Linked DNA regions of Homo sapiens: region 2 is linked to region 1. The links are chromatin loops, found by intact Hi-C in ENCODE. Cell type or tissue: ascending aorta. All regions are shown on one strand.

Region 1 (8,000 bases):
TTAATGCAATTCAAAACAGTGCCCTCGAGTGTTAGGGAGAATTTTTCTGCTCTGCCTTATCAGGCATGATGAGATGAGCACAGTGTTTGGTCTAATTAGTTCTAGTGCTATTCCCCTGAGCGATACTTGAAGGCATTCTTTAACTTGAGAAATTAATAAGGACAAAAAAAAGGACAATGTGTCGATTCAAATATATGCAGTTTACTAACAGTTAACGTAGGCACTGTTAACTGAACGTTTATTAGAACCATGTTCTAATCGTCATTTTTCTGTGGGTCACTAATCCCTGTTTACTAGATATTGGTGGACCTCTTGGCCAAGAATGGCTGGGGATCCTCCGAATCTGTGTCTGGAGTCTCAGTTTTCATCTGACATGCTTGACCACTTCTGCCAGAATCCAGGAGCTCTCTCTTATGACACCTGCAGTGACTTCTATTGGTGTCTCCCACTTGGGTTGGAGGTCTTGTAAGATAGATCACAAGGACCCTTCTCTGTCATCGTCCCTTCCTATTTAGGAACCTGGCTTACTGGTTCCAAAACAAATATTACTGTAAAAGGCCAAAACAGCCTATCCCTCCTTGGCAGAGTGATCCAGAGCTGTCACACAGGCTCAGTGTCCTTGCAGGACCACGGGCTGTCTCCTCCTGACCTAGCACAGTGCCACACCATAGTGCTGGCCTTTTTGACGTGAAGCTCGCCCCATTTGTCCAGAATCCACACAGAGCCCAGTATGTGGTTTCTTCCTCAGCTAGAGTGAAAGAAAACCCACCAAAGCCTGATTTCCTTGCAAAGTGAAGGTGTTGGGAGGCAGCCCAGCATGGTTGTTAGGACACAGGCCCTGAGTTCAAATCTTGGTGTTCACTTGGCCTGTGTGATCTGCCACATGTATCTTAGGATCTCCAAACTTCAGTTTCCTTACCTCTAATGGAGCTATCAGTGTGCTAATTACAAGGACTAAACAAGAAAATCCACATAGAGCACTTAGCACAGTGCCTGGTGCAAAAGCTGTGCTCAATAAATCTTGGCTGGTGTTGGCAGTTAGAGTCCCCAGTTAACAGACCATTCCCATTCTCTCCCCTCATCCATTTCTTTTGAGTTTGGGAATAAGTTGCAAAATGTGTGTCATGATGGTCTATAGATCAGAAACCATCAAATCTACTCTGCTCAGGCAGAGCCATATTCCAGCCTCAATTGATTTGCATTGGCCGAAAGGCCCCTGTGGGCACGAGATTCTAGATGGTCTCCACCTTCCTAGAAGATGTTTATGTTATAATCTAGTGTATTAGGTAAATGAAGTTATCCAAGAAATATGTTACATCTTCCCTTCAAAACTGTTTCCTCATAATGAAATAATTACTCTGGAATTCACCATAGGTAACAACGGCCTCAGCTACAAAGGTTTTCAATGTGGGCAGGATCATAAAGATCTTTTCTTATTTACATTTTAGTCTCATATACATTATATTTAATGAGTGTTTTTTTCCTTCCCCATAAATATATTTCTACTTTTACTGACTTTTAGTTAAATAAAGATTTGCCACATCTACTGATATTCTCAATAACAAGTATTTTAAATATAAACACTCGGAAACCCTGAGTTTTGTATTTTCAGCATCTAAAAAATTTCTAAAATGCTGATTTAAAGCATGGAGTCTCTGCTGTTGATGTTGCCCCTCTTGGGTTGTGAGTCTTGTAAAATGGGTCTCTAAGGAACCTGCTCTATCATTGCCCCTTCCTGTTAGAACCTTGCTTACTGATTCCCAAATACTAACTCAAAAGGCCAACCCATCATAACCATTCTAGATGTGGTGAGCCACAACTATTGGTTAATAGCCTTCATTTCTTCAGAAATTCTCCTTCACTGGTTCCATAATTTATATTTTCTATAAACTCGTAACCCTAAGTGATTCTGATGCAGATGGTTTAGGGACCGCAACTTAGGAAACAGTGATCTAGGTCAGAGATCAGCAAACCATGGCTCTTGCCAAATTCAGTCCACCATCTGCTTTTGTATGGCTCTTGAGCTAAGGATGGTTTTTACATTTTTAAATGTCTTAAAATGTTAAAAGAAGAATACTCTTTTGTAACAGGTAGGAGTTGTACAAAATTCAAATTTCAATGTCCATAAAATGTTATTGGAACACAGCCACACTCATTGGTTTGAGCATTCTCAATGGCTGCTTTTGCATTGTGAGGGCAGAGTTGAGTAGTTGCAACAGAGATCATGTAGCCTGCAAAGCCTAACATATTTACTGTCTGGCTCTTTACAGAAAAATTTTGCCAGTCTGTTGTCTAGGCATTCACAATAACCAATGATGCTTCTAAGGGTTTAAAACACACACACACACACACACACACACACACACAACTGAGTAAGAAGGCAGTATGGTATTTCTATGACACAACTTCCTCAGGTGACAGAGAAGACAAGAGTGACAAATGAGAAGTGGAGGGGAGGATTACCCAGGCTTTCTGCACAACAAGAAGGGGGGAAATTATATTTTTCTATTTCACTCATGCCTGTGAAGAGAACATCATTTCATTAGGAAGGTGGAGTTCATGCACATGAAATATCCAATAAATATTAAAAGAGAAATATACTTAAAGTCTAAATCCTATGATGCAAATAAAAGTGAGAGGAACTTAGGAAAAGAATCGCCTGAAGGTGAGATTAAAGGTGGACAAGGATTTAAGGTTAAATGGACAGAGAAGGGGGAAAAGGACTTCCCACTTTGAGTAGCTCTGTGAGTCATGAGACCTTAGAGGTGAGATGGACTAGGTCCAGTTAGAGAAGTTCTTTGATGAGCAGAACTCTGGTGAAAGTTCATACTGGGATGTAATCAAGATACTGTTGGGTAATTGAAATAGGGACAGATCCTCCGGTAGGGCCTTGAATGCCCAGCAAGAGAGTCCAGACTTACTCTAATGAGCAATGATGATGACCAGTGTAGGTGTTTTATCAACATATCAAGAACATGTGTTAGAAAAATGACTGACAACAATGTGGAATCAGACTCAAAAAGGAAAAATATATCTAAGAAACTATTTTTAAATGAATATTCAGAGAGTTATACTTTTACAGCCCTTTTTACACCAACTGTACAAGAAAAGAATAGAAACACCAAAATTGTGGAGAGGGTGGAAGCCTTGAATAGATTTATGCCCTAAACTTTTCTTAAAGCTCTTTTAAGTCTCTCTTTTTAATGATGCTGTCCCACAAAATATCTATAATCAAACTAAAATCTGATTTTAAAACCCATGCATTTAATCATGCATGTCCCAACCCTGCAATTATTGGCATTCACATCTGATTTACAGAAAACTCATTTCCATGGTCCCCTCAGCCTTGTTGTGCAAATGTCCAGTGAAACTCTAGTTCTGTTAAAAGTGTCAATCTGACTGTACATTTACCTAACAGTTTCTTCCTTGAGAAGCCATTTATATGTTCATAAGCCTCACAGAGAAATACGTACATATATACATACACACGCACAGTGCATTTTAAAATTGTTTTACCTGGCAGGAAAAGGTAGTTACCTCTAAAGCTTACAATGGCAGCTATTCAAAGGCAGACCGTGATATTACACGGTAGTTTAAGAGAGGAAATATAATTTCGGTGGTGGGAGACATTCACGTAGGCCGAGGCAATTACCAGGGTTGGACTTCAGCCAGAATATCTGAATTAACTGAAAAAGGTCTCATTCGCTGCCAGTGGCACTGAATCACTAACGAGCATGAATGTAAAGTCCCAACTCCAAATTGGTCTCAAGGCTCAGCTATAAAGTTGAAATAAGGAGAGTAATGCCTGTATTTTGTCTATAATCCATTAATTTGCCTATCATGCCAAAGCCTCATTTGAGAGAAGTTCCTGCTGGCCACTTTTTTTTTTTTTTTTTTAAACATTTGTATACTTTCTGCAGTCACTCTCTGACATTCAGTTAAACTGCACTGCACACCGGTAGGGGGCACCATTCGCACAGAATCTATGACCTAGACCTGTGAGGGTGGCATATTGACTGGGAGTGGTCCAGAAACCTGTCACCAGTGCTCAAAGAAAGACATAAAAAATTGAAATTAAGCATTAAAAACTCATATGGCAAATTGACATGAGTAATTTTATATCAGTTGAATCAATTTTTAAAACAGGGGCTTATATTTTTCTCTTTTAATTTTCTAATAATTTTCTTTACAAACATTTGGCTTTTGGATTTGAATTTTTTTAAAAACTGGTCTTTGCCAGAGATTGTTTGAGAAGCACTCCCTGTCTTAGACTTATCTATCATGTGAACAGCACCCTCGGCGTTGTACAATGTGGCTGCAGGAGCAAAGAATTGCAGAAAACAAGATCTGCCTTGGACACTCAAAGGACTAAAAGAAGAATTTTAATTTATCTAGAAATATTTTAATCACTCAGCAAGAAGTGGACTAGGGCGAAAAGAAGCCCATGCGCAGAATGCTGTCTGGACTGGACTGTTTAGAAAGAAATTGACCTCTCTCTGGTCAGTCCTTGCCAAATATGGACTTGGTTTTGAAGCACTCTCACCCCAACAAATATTCAGGCTATTTTGCTTTTGGAACTGTGCCTAAAGCAGTTCTATTTCTAAAACTCTGAGGTGCAGAAATGTGAACACATGGAGCCAGATACATAGTAAGTGCTCAAAACATTTTTCTGGTAAAACCCCATCTTTACAAAAAACACAAATACAGGTGCATGTTGGCATATGCCTGTAGTCCTGGCTACTCGGGAGGCTGAGGTAGGAGGATCACCTAAGACCAGGAGGCCAAGGCTGCAGTGAATGGTGACTGTGCCACTGCCCTCCAGTCTAATCAATAGAGCAAGACCCTGTCTCAAAAAAAAAAATTATCTATAAATAAAAAAATTAAATGTGGGAAGGGTCTTCACTAGACAATCATCTTGGTTGGCTCTACTGACGATAAACCAAGGCATAGTGTTTCTAGCAATGGTCTGAGAGGCAACCTGCTCACGGGGATAAACAAAAACTTGGAATCTCAGAAAATAAGGGGGTAAGAATTCAAGCTGAAAGGCTGCTGCAGCTGACAAGTGATCTCTGATGAGTAATCAGCCTTGGGTCTTACAGCAGTTTGTGCAGTATCCCAAAGAAAGACTCCAGGGAAGCAGTGTGCAGAAGCCAGGCCGGCAGGTAGTTTGCTTCCAGGATATCTGCAGGGACTGGGCCAGCAGAGCCAATTCTGTGTAAGTTGGAGGTGAGGTGAGCAGAGGGAAGGCGGGGGTAGCAGCCAGACCTCAGGACCTATTTCTCTGCTGGGAATGACAGTCTGGGGTCCTGAGAACATGGAGGAATGCCCAGCATCTTCAGTGACTTGATGCTGAGTGACGGTAGAGACATGGACTTCCAAAAATGCCATTCACCGTGAGGCTTTTCCTTGGTGGGAATGGAGACTGTTGAAATAGGACAAAGGTGGAAAACTGTCTGTTATTTACCTGATACACTTCCTCCAAAACAAAAAGGGGAACTATTTGGTGAAAAAAAAAAAAAAAAATTTACGTTGTTGTTGCTGTTGTTGTTGTTGAGACAGAGTCTCACTCTGTTGCCCAGGCTGGAATGTGGTGGCTTGATCTTGGCTCACTGCGACCTCCACCTCCTGGGCTCAAGCCATCCCCCTGCGTCAGCCTCCCAAGTAGTTGGGACCACAGGCACACGCCACCATGCCCGGCTAATCTTTGTGTTTTCAGCAGAGACAGGGTTTCCCCATGGTGGCCAGGCTAGTCTCAAACTCCTGACCTCAAGTGATCTGTCCACCGCAGCCTCCCAAAGTGCTGGGATTATAGGCATGAGCCACCGCGCCTGGTCAAAAAAAGAGCACTTATAACTCACTGTGTAAAACTAAGTGAGTACGAAGACTAACGAGTGGAGAGCTTTTTTCCCACACAACCTGATAACTCACCTCACAAGTCACATAGGTAAAAACTTTACTTTTAATCATCCTAAAGAAAATAAAATAAATAAAATGTTTGGTTTCTGCATAAATTCTACATTGTTCATTGCTCCTGTACTCCAATTCCCAGATGAGGCAAATCAATCCAAAACTCCAAAAATGCCAACTGAACAAACCATTCTATTTCACAATGAAATCTACGTACTCTGTAGAATTGAGAATGAGAAAGCGTTACCCTAACATTTGCCTTTGAATCAAGCAGTCCAAGGCTTTACATGATTTTGGTCCAAGGGATAATAAATGTTCAGGAGAGCAATTGCTTCTGCAAGTCAATTGTACCAAGTCGGTAAGCTTAAACATGGAGCAATTTTATTTTAAAAGTGCCCTACATGCCTGGGAAAAGCAGTGGCTTTAATAAAAATAGACAATAATGATGATGAATATAATAGTGATATTTTATACTCATCTGTTCCCTTTTTAGTTTTGGATTCAAAAATGCATAAATTCTCTTCTGGGTTTCTACTAGCTTTTATACCATAAATCTGTTTTCATTGTGAAAAAAAAGGGGCAGTATAAAATATTGGCCATAAATCATAAAATAGGGAGGCTTGTGGCATTACAGTAAATGGTTTTGGTGAGGTAAATTATCTTGTTAAGTCCTTATCAACATTTTTAATGGTTATTTTTGATTATTTAGTATATTAATATTTTGAAATTTTCAGTTTATTGGTTACTATTTCTTTGAACTATTTGATAACATAACTTGTTAATATTTCTTTAAAGTTTCAGAACTTTTGAGGTAGTTATCCTCTCCCCTAAATTGGATTGCTGTCACCACTATTTATGTCTTCCCTCTTTACAAGTACTTTAAGAATATAATTTCTATTTTCAGAAATCTCAAAGCTAACTCTTAAATATATCTCTGGGTGGTTCTTCAAACCTGTAGGTCAAGTATGTGAGAGCACTTTTTTTTTAGTACAGAAAGCTCTTAAAAGTGGAGAGCATTTTAAGAAAAATGAAAGAACAAATGGTCTGGGGAACAAAGTGAGAAAACATACATGTTTTTCTAATCTTCCTAAAAGGAAGACTGATGTAAAGGAAGAAACATACAGGCTTAGAACTCAAAAGTCTTAAAAGATGAAAGCCCAGGTGTGATACCCGCACACCTAGAAACTGTGGTATGAACAGACAGAGACAGGAGCAGTTCACCTTTGACTGCCCAGACAATTGAGAGGCTATTTATGATCCACAGAAATATTGACAGCTGTGTTGTTCAGAGTATCCCCCCATAACCATGTTTCATGAGGGAGACAATTTTTCTTCTGTTTATTTTCTGATTTATCTCTTCAGCCCTGGGTAACTTTTATGGGTGTGGTTTGATTTGATTTTTGCTTTTCATTACACTTTTCACTCAGTGTTAATTATTTGGTTTTCCTTTTGGCTTGAGAAATATCCATGTTCTGGGTATAAATTCCCTCTTAATCTAAGGAAATTCTCTTTTCTGGCTTTTCATTTGTTAGCTCATGAAGTTTCCTGCAACAGTACAGGACCTATGTGTTAAGAAGCATCAGATGGCAAAGCTTGGACTCTACATAAAGTGACTGTTAGTTTTCTTAGCAATCAGAGATGGGGCCTTCATAGATTCACACTTGGCCATTTTCAAACCCTACTGTGTTTGGGGGCAGTAAAACAAACAATGATTAAGAACCTTAGGTTCAAAAGTAGTTTTAAAATCCTAGCTCTGCCACCTAGTGACTGTGTGACTGGGGGTAAGTTACTTTTCATCTCTAAATCTGCAGTTACTTCATTTGTAAAATGGGATGCTAAGAGAACCTACTTCACGTGGTTGTTGTGAGGATTAAATGGCATGATGTGAAGTGCCTGCCAGAATAAGGACCCAGGAAATGTGACTTATTGTTTGCAGTTTTTCATTTTTCCTTGTTCTGTGTTATTTTTCTCCATAGAGCTCATGAAGCTGGCAAGCTAGAGAACTTACTGATAGATTGTGTACAGGAGTTGAAACAGCTGCTGAAGAGAAAAATCAACATCAATTTTTTGCTATCCCATAAAACACGTGGTTT
Region 2 (8,000 bases), 290 kb after region 1:
ATTGGCCAGGCTGCTTGCGAACTCCTGACCTCAAGTGCTCTGACTGCCTCAGCCTCCCAAAATGCTGGGATTACAGGCGTGGGCCACCACACCCAGCCTCCTCCTGTAATTCTTATTAGACCTATGTTGGATCTCCCACGATGTCTAAATATCCATTTTGCATTTTCTGTCTCTTTATCTCTGTCCTGTATTTTAGTCATTTCTTTCACCTCCCAGTTCACTATGTCTTTAGCTTTCTTTAATTTGCTATTTATTCTGTTCATTGTGTTTTAAAAGTCAGTGACTTTGTTCCAGCAGTGAAAAGCAAAAAACAAGTCAAAAGTCAATAACTGTATTTTTCATTTGTCTGAAGTTCTTTTTCAAACTTATCTGTTCTTTTTTCACAGTGTTATCTATGTCTTTCATCACTGTAAACAAACTTAGTTTCCACCTGATCAAACTGAAATAGCTGGAGATCTAATCCTGCTATGGGTTTATCTGTTGACTCCTTCATGTTAGACTGTTTCTTCCTATGTTTTGATACCGGAAGGAGCTTTATCTGTGGTTCCCGTGAGGTCTAGGCTGAAGTCGCATGCCTCCAAACAGCCTTGGTTTTGCTTCTGTCAGGTATCCAGGGGCCTAGGACCACTTTTTATATTAACTTTTTGACATGAGGGTTACAGGACAAGATGTATAATGTCAATATGAACCCTAAACCTGTAGTAAGGGAAGAGTTATAATTATATATTCTTAGAAGAGACTTTTCCCCCGTCCTTGTCATCCAGAGTCAGATAAGCTTCCTTCTTGTCGTCCAGTGCTGGTGAGCAGACTGTTTTTCTTATCCAACTTTTCACTGAGGCTGTAGATCTTTGAGGGTTTGACTTCATGGTGTGAGTAGGGAGGTACACAGGTCAAGGCCTCATCTCCTGTCCTACGTGGGCATAAAATTTCAAGTCTCTGGGATACAATACTAATACTGGCAATGTACTTCACTCTCTTATTCTCATGCTGCCATAGCATTAATGCTTATTCTTAAATGCTCTGGTTTTCAGTTTTGTCTTCATTTTTGGCCCTTTATTATCTTATGAACTCAGATATGTACACAATATGTACATTCAAAAGCTGAGGGTTCCCCCGAGCATTGTTTGATTTTTTTTTTTATTTGTTTGTTTTTGGAGACAGAGTCTTGCTGTATCCCCCAGGCTGGAGTGCAGTGGTGCAATCTCCGCCTTCTGGGTTCAAGCAATTCTCATGCCTCAGCCTCCTGAATAGCTGGGATTACAGGCGCCTACCACCATGCCCGGCTAATTTTTGTATTTTTAATAGAGACGAGGTTTTACCATGTTGGTCGGGCTGGTCTCGAACTCCTGACCTCAGGTGATCCGCACTCCTTGGCCTCCCAAAGGGCTGGGATTACAGGTGTGAGCCACTGTGCCCGGCCTGTTTGATGTTTTAAAGTAGAAGAATTTTCAGATAATCTAGTACATCATACTACTTGGAATGGAGGTTTGCATATATTTTATTATTTTTGTTTTTAAAATTTTAATACGTTTAAACTTATTTTTTAATATTACACGGCCCATGACACAACCCTCAGGAGACCCTGAGAACATGTTCCCCTGCATTATAGCAGTGCATATCCTGAGATACTTTTGTACTCCCTAACTAAGCTGGGTCACTAAAAATTCTTTTTCAGAGTATGCAGCAGTTAAGTCACAGTAACAATTCAGGTATAAAAAATGAAAGAATAGGTCGGGCGCTGTGGCTCACGCCTGTAATCCCAGCACTTTGGGAGGCCGAGGCGGGCAGATCACGAGGTCAGGAGATTGAGACCATCCTGGCTAACACGGTGAAACCCCGTCTCTACTAAAAAAAATACAAAAAATAAATTAGCCGGGTGTGGTGGTGGGCACCTGTAGTCCCAGCTACTCAGGAGGCTGAGGCAGGAGAATGGCGTGAACCCGGGAGGCGGAGGTTGCAGTGAGCCGAGATCGCGCCACTGCACTCCGCCTGCGCGACAGAGCGAGACTCCATCTCAAAAAAAAGAAAGAAAGAAAGAAAGAAAAGAATAGTAAACATGAATAAATTGGATATTCATGGGACAATTTCATAACTCATACGTTTCTTTTGGGAAGTAAAGATAATGAGAAGGATTCTAGGCAAAAATTAATTAATCTGTGTTCATTCAACAGACATTTGAGCATACATGCTCACTGTTCATGGCACAGAGATAAGATGCACTTATTTATTCTACCAAAAAAACTGCAAAAAGGTAACTTCAAAACTTACTTTCTAACTAGGCTTACTTATATTATTATTTGATTATTTATTAATCTGAAAGTTAATATTTATATATCTGGTTAATTTCTACATGGAGCGAGTTAACTCACCTGGGCACAACAGATAAATACAACTGAGATAGTCAATAAGAAAGCAGATGAAACTATTACATCAACTGATCGCTGAGGACCTCGACGCTGCAGGGTGTGGGTGGAAGGGAGAAAAGGAAACATTTTAAAATATATTTACTAATCAGCAGATAATTTCCATGGTTTCAATAAAGGTGTTGACTCATCACCATCAGTTGATCACAGCCCACAATGTTGAATATACCTAATTTGTTAGGCAAATTTTAATGATAGTGTTATGATTTCCTGAGGAATTGCAACAGAGTTAAAAGGGTATCTATATTTATATAGCATAAAATTATTGGTATAACTTTCAAATACTTCATTTTGTCAAACACAAGTCATTTATTCGACAAATATTTCTTAAGCACCTGCTTAGCACTAGATACTGTGCTGGGTGCTACAAATACAACAGAGAACAACACATGGTCCCTCTACCTTCACAGGAACTAGGAGGGGAGTGAGACATCAAGTTAATAATCACAGATATATGTGATAAATTGTGATGAGTGCTAAAAGGGAAAGACATAGGATGCTTTGAGATACTTGGCAGGGAGACTTCATTTAGATTTGAGGGTTAGGAGTGCGGGCCTGTGAAGATCTCCCTAAGGAAGTGATATTTACACCAAACTAAGGGGGAGGGGCAGGGGCATGATGGCACACAGCAGTGTTCTAGGTAGAAGGAAGGGCATGTGCAAGAACATAAAGCAGGACAGATCACAGCTCATGTAAAGAACGGAAGCAGTCTAAAATGGTTGGAATGTAGTGGACTAGGAAGGAGAGTGTTTCAAAATGAAACAAAAGACAGGTGAATAAGGGAGAACTTAGATCATAAAGGGCATTATAAACCTTGTTAAGATTTTGTGCTTTATCTTAAGAGAAATGAAGAACCTCCAAAAAGTTTTAAGAATATAGGGCCAAATATACATTTTTAAATGATCACTGGTGGCAGACTGAAGAAAGGAATGAAAAGAAGAAATGTGAATGCTGGAATGCCAGGTAAGAGGTAACTGAAGTAGCATGAGGTAGAAGATGATTGATGGTTTCAATGAGGGTGGCAGAAATGGAACAAAGAGAAGCAAATGGATTCAAGATATATTTTGGGAGCAGAAAAGATAGGAATTGGTGATAAATTGGAGACTAGAGATTAAACTAGGATAATTCCTAGGTCTGGGCTTACATTCCCTCACTGAAGTATAAGCTTACGTATGAGGGTAGGGGCTTTCATCTCATCAACAATGAATGGCACATGGTTAACATAAATAAGTGTTTACGGAATAAAATAATCAATGTACAAAAGAATGTAACACCTGCTTAGGGTTGACAATGGAGGAAATTTTGGACGAATTCAAGCGATCAGATTCATCCCTCCATACAACAGATATGTCATAGGAAAAAAATATCCATGCCAATTTGCAGCAGTGACACTAAGTAAGCTAAATTTAACAAGTTAAATTAATAAACAGAACAATGAATTTTTTAAATATAAGAGTAGAGAAATAGGGCATTATTATTATTAGGGCTTCTTTGATTATTATTTCAAAATATAAAGCATTAAAGATCTAGGTATGTCAGAGGATGATTGGTCTTCAGGTCAACTTTACTAAGATACAGACAGTGCTGTGAATAAATATCATTGGAATTTGCATGATTACTCCATATATAATGACATTCTACTGCTACTTAATGCAATAACAAGAAGTAATCCTCAGAAAAAAAGTGTTTTCCTAAAACCAATTTAGATGTTTCCCTCTTCCCTCCAGAGTTTTTATATCATACTTCCATAATTAGGAAAATTACTCAAAAGATTAAAGGAAAATAATGACATGAAAAGAATGACACTGAATTGCAAACTAATATTTTAAAATAGTAATAGGTCACTTCTGTGAGGAAACTCATTGGTTATTTTTTTTAAATTCTTTTTTAAGTAGTGGGCTCCCTCTGCTGGCTTGTGACAACCAGGCTAGTAGAAACAAAATCCCTAATCCAGTTTTTGAATGAGTAAAAGCTGGTTACTATACATCTAGAGACAAATATATATTGATAAAGAAACTGGAACTATCAGAAAGGGCCAGCATGTTAAAGCTACTTTTATCACTCCCATTCTACCTTAAGATAGGAACGGAGAGATAGCCACATTTTTATATTCTGTACTTTCTTCAACCGGAAATGAGGAACCTCAGATTTTCGAGCCCTCCTTGCAGATGTTAAATGTCCAAAGAGTTTTGCAAAAAGTAATCGCTAAAAAAGATTAAGATGAGGATTAATTTTCAAGTAGATTACCACAGAAAAACAAAATTAACAAAATATGAATTGTTAAGATTTTATTTGGTTAGGTACTATAAAAGCAAAATAAAAAATAATTAGGTAAAAATGATATAATGAAATAATAAAGTACTTCAGGAATACTTTTAATATTATGAAAACGATAAAATATTCTTATTCGGAAGTCTACATTATACCCACCTGTTTATAAGTTCTTTCTGCTACACAGAGCAAAAAAAAGAAAATCCACACAAGAGACACGCGAACCACAAAACTTATTATAACCATAGAAAGAACTATGACATCTTCATTAGAACCAAATGCAATCACATAAAGTTCTGAAGCAGAATGTGCTGTGAGTTGTTCCAAGTCTGTAGCTTGAGAAAGTCGGAAAACAAATGGAGTTAAACCCAGTATGAGAGAGACTGCATTTCCAAAAATCTGGTATCCTATTCCTGGTATATGGCTGTTCACCTTGAGGGAGCCAGGGGAAGAGAGAGAAAAGAAAAATAAAATTATACCATAAATTTTATCTACAGTAGAATTATTTATAGCAATATGAAATCATTTGTTAAAATATACTCATTCTGAGTAATTTGAATCCCATTCAAGTTTGAGAGCCTACTACATATAAAATGTCATTAATTCTTCAGATCTTAAAAACAATTATCAGATCGCTAATTTACTAAGTAGATGGCAAAAGGACTGTCATCCAGATCTTGAAAAAAATTTATGTATTTCATTATTTCAAGTTAGAAATATTCATAAATACTGCAATATTAAAGAGAATGAGATCTCATATCCACTGAAATTCAGTTCATTGAAGAAAAAACTCAGCATTACACTTATTTCATACGTTTGTACATTTGTAACTTGAGGTTTTCTTTCTGTTTTCTTTTTTTTTTTTTTTTTTTGAGACAGGGTCTCACTCTATTGCCCAGGCTGGAGTACAGTGGCACAATAATGGGCTCAAGTGATCCCTCCCAACTCAGCATTCCTAGTAGCTGGGACTACAGGTATACACCACCGCCCCCAGCTAATTTTTTGGGTTTTGTAGAGATGTAAAGACAGGGTTTCACTATGTTGCTCAGGCTGGTCTTTAACTCCTGGGCTCAAGCGATCATCCCTCCTCTAGCTCCCAAAGTGTTGAGATTACAGGCATAAGCCAACACACCCAGCCGCTTACATTTCTCTTTGAATAGTCCAATATATAAATAAGTGTCTCCTTAAACTCTAAAAGCATTTTAGAAGAGAGATGATAGAAGGAAGAAGAAATTAAACAGAAAGGGAAAAAGGTGAGGGAATTATTTTAAAAAAGGAAATTAGATAATGGGACAATATAAAAGCTTCCAGTATGCTAGACTGGCAGAACTAAAAGAGATCTTAACTATCATGTAGCCAACTTTTTATAATATATATTAGATAAATGAGACCATTGTAAGTTAAGTGATCTGCCAATTCACAGGTAATTAAGTTACAGAGCACAAACTAGATCCAAGATTCCAGAGACTTCCCCGTCAACTGCTTTTAATTGCTCACACTGAGATATGTTATAGGGAGTATTATCAATTTCTAGACCCAGTTATTATAATTCCTGTCTTACACAAAGTGTGGAGAAGAGTTCAAGCACAATAATGCACCAAAGAAATTTAGAAATTGCAAGTTAAAAACAAGTCCAGAGAAATCAACACATTTTATTTTATTTTATTTTTATTTATTTATTTTTTGAGACGGAGTCTCGCTCTGTCGCCCAGGCTGGAGTGCAGTGGCGTGATCTTGGCTCACTGCAAGCTCCGCCTCCCAGGTTAATGCCATTCTCCTGCCTCAGCCTCCCGAGTAGCTGGGACTACAGGCGCCCGCCACCACGCCCGGCTAATTTTTTGTATTTTTAGTAGAGACAGGGTTTCACCACGCCTGGCTAATTTTTTTGTATTTTTAGTAGAGACGGGGTTTCACCATGTTAGCCAGGATGGTCTCGATCTCCTGACCTTGTGATCCGCCCGCCTCAGCCTCCCAAAGTGCTGGGATTACAGGCGTGAGCCACCGCGCCCGGCCAATCAACACATTTTAAAAATCAGTAATTATCTGAAAAAAGAAATAATAGAAAATAAAATTTTAATCCACAGTATTTCAATTAGACTTCTTTGAACTACTCAAGACTTTTACCACTATCTGCATTACTTCTATATATTTAAGTAGGTAAGCAAGTATGAATGCAAATTTACTAGTTTGATTTTTTCATGTCTTAAGTCCTATTAAACAAATGAACCAGTAAGAATGATACAGAAAAATAAGTCTTTTTAATTATTTTTTTATTTTTAAAGTTCTTGTAACAACAATCTCTAGTCCAAAGAAAAGTCTTTATTAACACCTGTATATATCTAACAAGCTCCTGAATTTCAAAAGAAAGAAAAAGATAAAAGAGAAAAATTATAGACCGTATCATCTATTCTTGGTCAGATAAGTGAAAACACTAGAAGATGAGAGTGGTTTGGTGACAAATCACTGTTTAAATTACAGACAGAAACAAATACACACATGTAACTTTTTTTTCAGGGTGAAGAAATGAGGTCAGAAGGTTACTAATATAATATTCCAGTAATTATCTTATATATAATTACTAAGTCTTACCCTTGAACTACAAGAATAAAATTTAAAAACTCACTCTGTTCATTATCATTCCACTGATTTCAAGTACAGACATGTCTGCTTTCTTACAATCATTACCTTCCCATACTATAGCACTTATTTTTTCTAATCCTGGGTGGGAACTATGGAGCCAGGGCAAATGACTCTATAAAAAAAAAAAAAATTAGTAAATATATAGATCACATTTAATAAATAAAATGTGTGTATATAAAGTTGTATATATATCTCTATATACACACACAATTTTAATGACACTAAAAATAAAAATTGGTGAATATATTTATCATGTTTTATAAATGGAATATATAGATCTGTGCACAGCTAATATATTTATACACACAACTCTAAGACACTAAAATTCTATCTTAAAATTAGTTAGCATATACACTGAACAGATATCATAAGAAGTTACATGGTTATGAAACTGTACAAGTTGAGAACTTTCTGTAACAAGTATTAGTCAACCTATGTTCAAAAATATACTAAAACATGTCAGCAAAAGTACTTAGTTGTCAGTCTACACAGCTGCAATATACTAATGCTAAAAGACAAATGGATATCAACTTGTTCATAGTAATCATTGTCCAACTTATGATCATTAAAAAAGAATATGACAGCTGAGATTTGAATCTCTTTGAAAGACCATATAGTGCTAGTCTTATCCCAAAAAAGACTCTTCCTTACATATTTAACGTTTAA

Evidence for each region. Peaks named below come from ENCODE experiments on the same cell type or tissue, not always from the same donor. Only the 100,000 strongest peaks of a DNase experiment are listed, where the experiment ranks them.
Region 2: it touches region 1 in a loop (2.8-fold over the local background); 12 of 110 quality-filtered maps call a loop at or near these places.

The regions. Positions count from the first base shown.
Region 1 is chr7:78,222,218-78,230,217 of GRCh38, reverse strand. All of the region lies in intron 10 of MAGI2 (membrane associated guanylate kinase, WW and PDZ domain containing 2), which reads left to right. Among named protein-coding and RNA genes, the nearest start is that of DDX3ILA1, 240 kb to the right of the region's middle. In ascending aorta, CTCF peaks have their summits at 3,974 (motif pointing right) and 7,686 (motif pointing left); a DNase peak (open chromatin) is centred at 3,967; H3K27ac peaks cover 329 bases.
Region 2 is chr7:77,937,156-77,945,155 of GRCh38, reverse strand. It overlaps PHTF2 (putative homeodomain transcription factor 2), which reads right to left. Exons shown (of 19, transcript NM_001395272.1): 12 at 7,318-7,446; 13 at 4,854-5,126; 14 at 4,497-4,628; 15 at 2,370-2,456. Among named protein-coding and RNA genes, the nearest start is that of DDX3ILA1, 49 kb to the left of the region's middle. In ascending aorta, a CTCF peak has its summit at 4,317 (motif pointing left); a DNase peak (open chromatin) is centred at 4,331.